Linked DNA regions of Mus musculus: region 1 is linked to region 2. The links are chromatin loops, found by intact Hi-C in ENCODE. Cell type or tissue: left cerebral cortex. All regions are shown on one strand. Links, peaks and the distances in the headings refer to the core of each region. The heading gives the core; the rest is flanking DNA. Region 1 holds the start of Wdr5b (WD repeat domain 5B). Region 2 overlaps Gm15564 (a long non-coding RNA gene).

What was found. Peaks named below come from ENCODE experiments on the same cell type or tissue, not always from the same donor. Only the 100,000 strongest peaks of a DNase experiment are listed, where the experiment ranks them.
Region 1: it touches region 2 in a loop (5-fold over the local background); 3 of 42 quality-filtered maps call a loop at or near these places.

The regions. Positions count from the first base shown.
Region 1 is chr16:36,038,600-36,041,401 of GRCm38, reverse strand. Wdr5b (WD repeat domain 5B) reads right to left here and starts at 212. Exons shown (of 1, transcript NM_027113.2): 1 at 1-212. In left cerebral cortex, for the core only: no CTCF peak of the experiment used is centred there; DNase peaks (open chromatin) are centred at 268, 839, 1,300 and 1,746; H3K4me3 peaks cover 510 bases; H3K27ac peaks cover 288 bases.
Region 2 is chr16:35,980,405-35,983,206 of GRCm38, reverse strand. It overlaps Gm15564 (a long non-coding RNA gene), which reads left to right. Exons shown (of 2, transcript XR_001781900.2): 1 at 1-155. Among named protein-coding and RNA genes, the nearest start is that of Gm15564, 1.5 kb to the left of the region's middle. In left cerebral cortex, for the core only: a CTCF peak has its summit at 1,453; DNase peaks (open chromatin) are centred at 624, 993 and 1,455; H3K4me3 peaks cover 745 bases; H3K27ac peaks cover 618 bases.

The sequences.
Region 1 (2,802 bases), core at 207-2,706, 58 kb before region 2:
CCGTTCCCAGTCAGCAACGAAGTTTGAACCACTCCCCGTCTTGCTTTCTTCTATAGCATCACGGATCACAGTGATCCTGGGATCCGTACTCGTGTCAGATGCTGTCAAAGGACTAGGCCGATCCGCGGGGGTTCGGGGCTGCACCTTTCCTCTTCCACGCCCTCCGCAGCTCCAAAATGTCTGGGAACCTCAAGCAACAGATGACGTCACACAAAACAGGATTTATGAGAGGCTCAAGTAGAGCCCAGGACGACGCTAGGTACGCATCCTGCCAGGCTGCGCACGCGCCGAAGGAGACATGCATTTTCTTCCGGTTCTCCAGGACAGGAAGTTGACACTGAACCCGGTTTTTTTCCCTGAGAGAGCTGGGTGCAGGAAAGGGCGCAGCAGGCACTTCATGAAGGCTGTGCATATTGAGGGTACCTCTGTCCACACCCACCCCGACTGAGTTTAGCTGCCAAGATTATAATAATAATAGCTGCCTGTGTGTGTACTTTGCGAATGCAATACCTACCCTCAGGGTCAGGAGTCCCATCATCCTGGAAATGGAGTTACAGATGGTTGTGAGCTGCCTGTAGGTGCTGGAAGGTCCTCTGGAGAACTGCCAATGATCTTAACCACTGAACTACATCTGAAGCCTGGACTACGGTGACTTCTGATATAGAGATTATATCATCAATTCAAAAACTTTCCATTTTTATTAACTCACCTAAAGCACATTGAATAACAAATTTTAGGCTTTATTTCAAGTAAATATATATTTTTCTAATGACTAGAAAACCAAAAGGATATAATGGGTACAACCTAGGAGCTAAACCAGGATGGTGATGGACCTTTAGTTCACTACACACACAAGCACGAGGGACAAAAGATGCGCAGACTTGGTACGTTGGTAGGATTAAGACATGACTTGAACTTTGAAGGGTAAAACGCACTTTTTGATGTGTAGGATACCTTGTGTATAAATAGCATTGGGGACTCCCAAAAAGAAAAGGCTGTAAGTAAAACTGTTTGTCGTTACTCATGGTCTAATATTAACAAACTGTCCTAACAAATTACTAGGATCTGCTTAGCTCTCAGGAAGGAGATTTGGTGACAGTGTTCACCAGGAAATAGTAATCCTAAATGGCAGCAAGCAGAGCAGGATCCTGAGCTCCTAAGCAGTAGCATGTCTTCCTTTAAAAAAAAAAAAAAAAAAGATTTATTTATAATATGTAAGTACACTGTAGCTGTCTTCAGACACTACAGAAGAGGGCATCAGATCTTCTTACAGATGGTTGTGAGCCACCATATGGTTGCTGGGATTTGAACTCCGGGTGCTCTCAACCACTGAGCCATCTCACCAGCCCGCATTTCTTCCTTTTACAACAAGCTACCCTTCGCGTAAGGGGACCTCTAGGTTTTGCTTTGTTCACTGAAAAAAAAAAAAATCAAAAATCTGTTTCTCCTTTAAAAAACCATTTAAAAAAAAAAAAAGAAACATGTGCCAGACTTATATGGTCTTCGAAGATTACTCCTATCTGGACTGTTTTAACTGGTTTCCTCAAAGCAGCTTTTGGGAGTAGAAATCCAGTTCCCAAGCCTCTACCCAATCTGGAAAACCTATTCAGACTAAACAGGAAGGACTGAGCACCGCCTGTAACTGAGTAGCTTTAAAAAGCTGCGCTCCCGCGCGCGCGCGCGCACGCACACACACACACACACATATCGTGCTATCCTTGTAAAACCACATGCTTATAGCTTGCTGCCCACACCACTCCCCCCGAGCCCTGCACTATTTTGTCCTCAACACTGGTCTTTTGTGTTTTATTTCTCCTTACCTACATAGTTCAAATTGTTGAAAGCCAGTGTTCCTTATTACAGTCCCTGTTCTGGACTTCACTGACTTGCTTGGGCTAAGGGAATATGGGTAGAGATGTGTAAACACTCTGCAAACACTGCAATCACAAACGAGCATGTATACTCTGTAATTTTCAAATGTGGGTCAAGTTGGAATTATGGATCAAAAAGCAGAATATTTGCCTAAAATTCTCAAAGCTGCAAATTCGGCTCTCAGCAGCACTCAAGAGTTGCGTGTGGTGGTGCCTACCTATAATTTCACCACTCCGCATTGGAAGCATGGGGGGCCAGTTCAAACTTAACAGCTACAAAGGAGTTAAAGCTAGCCTGGGCTTCATGAGAACCTCACCTAAAAATACTGTCACACACACACACACAAACACACACACACACACACACCCATACGGAGGTGAATAGTAGACAAAAAATCATTCAAGCTTTGTAGTAAATCTATAGAGTCCACAATTTTTGTATTGGATATGAAACAAGAGTTCACAGAAACTGAAGCTGTTTTGATTTAAAGTTCTTTTCACAAAAATACTGGGCCAGTAAACCTCACAAGGAGTGAAACTGTCAGAGTAAAGAATATACCAACTTTTTCTTTTCATTTGTTTTATAAGCCTAGAGGAATAAAAAAAGCATTCTTCTGCAATATATATAATATGTGAAAACCGGAAACCTCAACAGCCTAGCCACTGGGCTCCCACCTCAGGTGGACGTACAGTAACAAAACTTGTATCAAATGCACTGCAGTGTGTGCTACTTGCAGAATAAACCAGCAGCTTTTCCTCTTCCTTACTGCTTTGATGTCACAGACTCCTGGTGTGAAAATGTTTTTCATAAACTTCAGGACCCTCTCTCTATCCTCAACAGTAACTACAAATGAAACACTCTGTTGATACATTTGCTTTTAACAGTTGTCAATTCTGGATTCAGCTGTGCACCCATTACTACCACAGGTGT
Region 2 (2,802 bases), core at 164-2,663:
AAAAGGCGGCGGCCAGGGCGTGGGTCTCTGCGGACCAGGTTGGCAGTCAGTAAAAGCGCAGACATATAGAAGTTATGGAAACAAACTTGTCCTTACTAAGCTCTTCCAGAATGGACGGATTCCCCCTCACATCAATATAGCTTCCCTCTCACATGGTAGGTACCTCACAGCCGAGCATGCTTATTGGATGAATGATGGCATGGTTGGAGGCTGAGGGAGTATTACAAAATACGTCAGTGTCTCACGTTCAAAGAATTCACATGCAACCCGTTTGCAGGAACTTTCTGGGTATTCTCTTCAGTTCTCACCCATCTTACCCGGTAATTTATTAGTATCATATAACATTAAATCGCTTTTTGAGCCTAGCATGACGGTAACGCACGCCTGTATTTTCAGCTCTAGGAAGTCTGAGGCAGGAGAATGGCGAATTCTAGACCAGCATTACTACGTAGAAAGACCCCTATCTCAAAAACGGCAATTTCCAGCGAAAATATTTGCGTTGCTATGAGAAGGCACGCTAAAACAAAATATTTAGGGAAATGACTTAACCGTTACATGATAGAATTTTTTTTTCTTTCTGGGGAGTAGAGCGGTGGCTTCAAAGGAACACTTTAAGACAGCAAGTAGAGGTCACAGGAAAATCACAACCACAGGACACGGTTTAACAAGTCAGTTTAAAAGGAATACTGAGGAGCACCGGACATGAATCTGTAGAACCCCCGAAGGGAGACCCTCACTCAAGTCTCAGGGATCGCGAGCCCAGAAAGCCACAGTCACGCTTGCTGCAAACACACGAGGTTTTTAATGGCACACAAACCAGCATGCTGAGGTCGAGACCCATACACCACGCAGGGGTAGAGGAGTCTGACCCCAACCCTATTTTCCAGCAGGTTTATAAAGGTAAAAACCAGAACCTAGGGGGAGGATGGGAGAGGAAACAGGGGAAGTCTAGGGGCGGATATTTACTTCAAGGCACCTGGGACATTGAAACATTTTGTGGTTGTTTTTCCCAAGAGTTCCAGGGAATTAGGCCATCTGGCCGGGGGCGGGGGCCCATGTTCTCAGGGCAGTCATTATTTTATTTTTTTACTCTTCATTTCCCCACTTCTTCTTGTGAGTAGCTCTAATCTTAGAGCGACCCCTCTTCTTCTTTCGGCAAAGTCAGGTACTGTTGTCGGAGCACCATTACCTGTACAACACTAACCCTGTCTTTTACAAAAGCCACTAACTTATTAAGAATGCAAGGTCCAAAAGTGAGCAAAAGCAAAAGGATGATTAGGGGACCGGCAAGGGTAGAAACAAGGGTGGTAAACCAAGGAGACTTATTAAACCAATTTTCAAACCAGCTCTGTCTATCTTCTCTTTCCCTTCTGCGCTTGTCTAACCGGCTCTTCCTATCATTGTGAAGCAGAATTCACCAAGCGTTGGATTGTTCACCCACTAATAGGGAACGTGAGCTGGGTTTAGACCGTCGTGAGACAGGTTAGTTTTACCCTACTGATGATGTGTTGTTGCCATGATAATCCTGCTCAGTACGAGAGGAACAGCACCTTTTCTGGGGTCTGATGAGCGTCGGCATCGGGCGCCTTAACCCAGCGTTCGGTTCATCCCGCAGCGCCAGTTCTCAGGGCAGTCATTATTTTACTTTTTTACTCTTCGAATCAATACATCTATAAATGTAAGACAGGAGGAGAAAAAGGACCACATGGGCTAACTGCTCCCACCAGATTGGCCTGAAGGCTCGTCGGTGGGGTGTTTTCCTGACTCACGATAAATGTGAGACTCACTGTGGGCGGTGCCACCTCTGGGCTGTATAGGATAACAAGCTGAGAGTAAGCCAGGGACCAAATTCCTCCATGATCTGCTTCAATTACTGCCTCCAGGTTCCTGCCTTGAATTCCAGTCCTGGCTTCCCTCAAAGATGCACTGTAAGCTGAAATGCCTGCCCCCAAGTTGTTTTGGTTAGTTTTATCATAGCAACCGAAAGCAAACTAGAACAACTTTCTCGATCCCTCAGTCCTTCTCTCCCTTTCTTCTCACTTTCTTCCTTCTGCGTCAGTATCATCTTCTCCACTAAGAGTGTGCTTGTTTACATGGAAGCTGAATTTGAGCAAAGCAGCTTGGGAGAAAGTGTTCTATCAGAGAGACTTAGGGGTTAGTGTTGCCAATTTGACCCAAGCTAGAATCCTCTGGAAAGAGGGGACCTCAATTGAGAAAATGCTTCCAGGAGATACAGTTTTAAGGAATTTTCTTAATTAGTGATTGCTAGGGAAGGGCTCAGCCCATTGTGGATGGTACCATCACTGGGCTGGTGGTTCTGGATTCTATAAGAAAGAAGTGTACTAAGCCAGGAGGAGCAAGCCAGTAAGCAGCATCCCTCCATGGCCTCTGTATCAACCCGCTGGAGTTCCTGTCCTGGCTTCCTTCAATGACTGCCTGACCATAGCTGAGCTGATATCTGATCATTATATTCTGCTCAGGAGGTAAGACTCATTCAACCTTGTGGAGGTTGGTTATTCCCTAATCCACCCTTACTCCCAAGTAGATACAGTCGTGAGCGTCCTAACCAAAAGTCTAGGTCTCTTCTCTTTGGCAAGGCCTCCTCAGCCCCATGAGGCAGACAAAACCTTGATCATTGGATTTGCAATCCTCAGTCACTGACTGCTTGGGAAAGCAAGGACAAGTGTGGGGCTCTCTTCTGTGTCTTGCACTACCTCAGTACCTCTTCATTAAGGTTTTTAGTAGTGGAAGGGTTGATCCACCTCCACTACAGTAGACCACAGCTGCATAATGACTTTACAC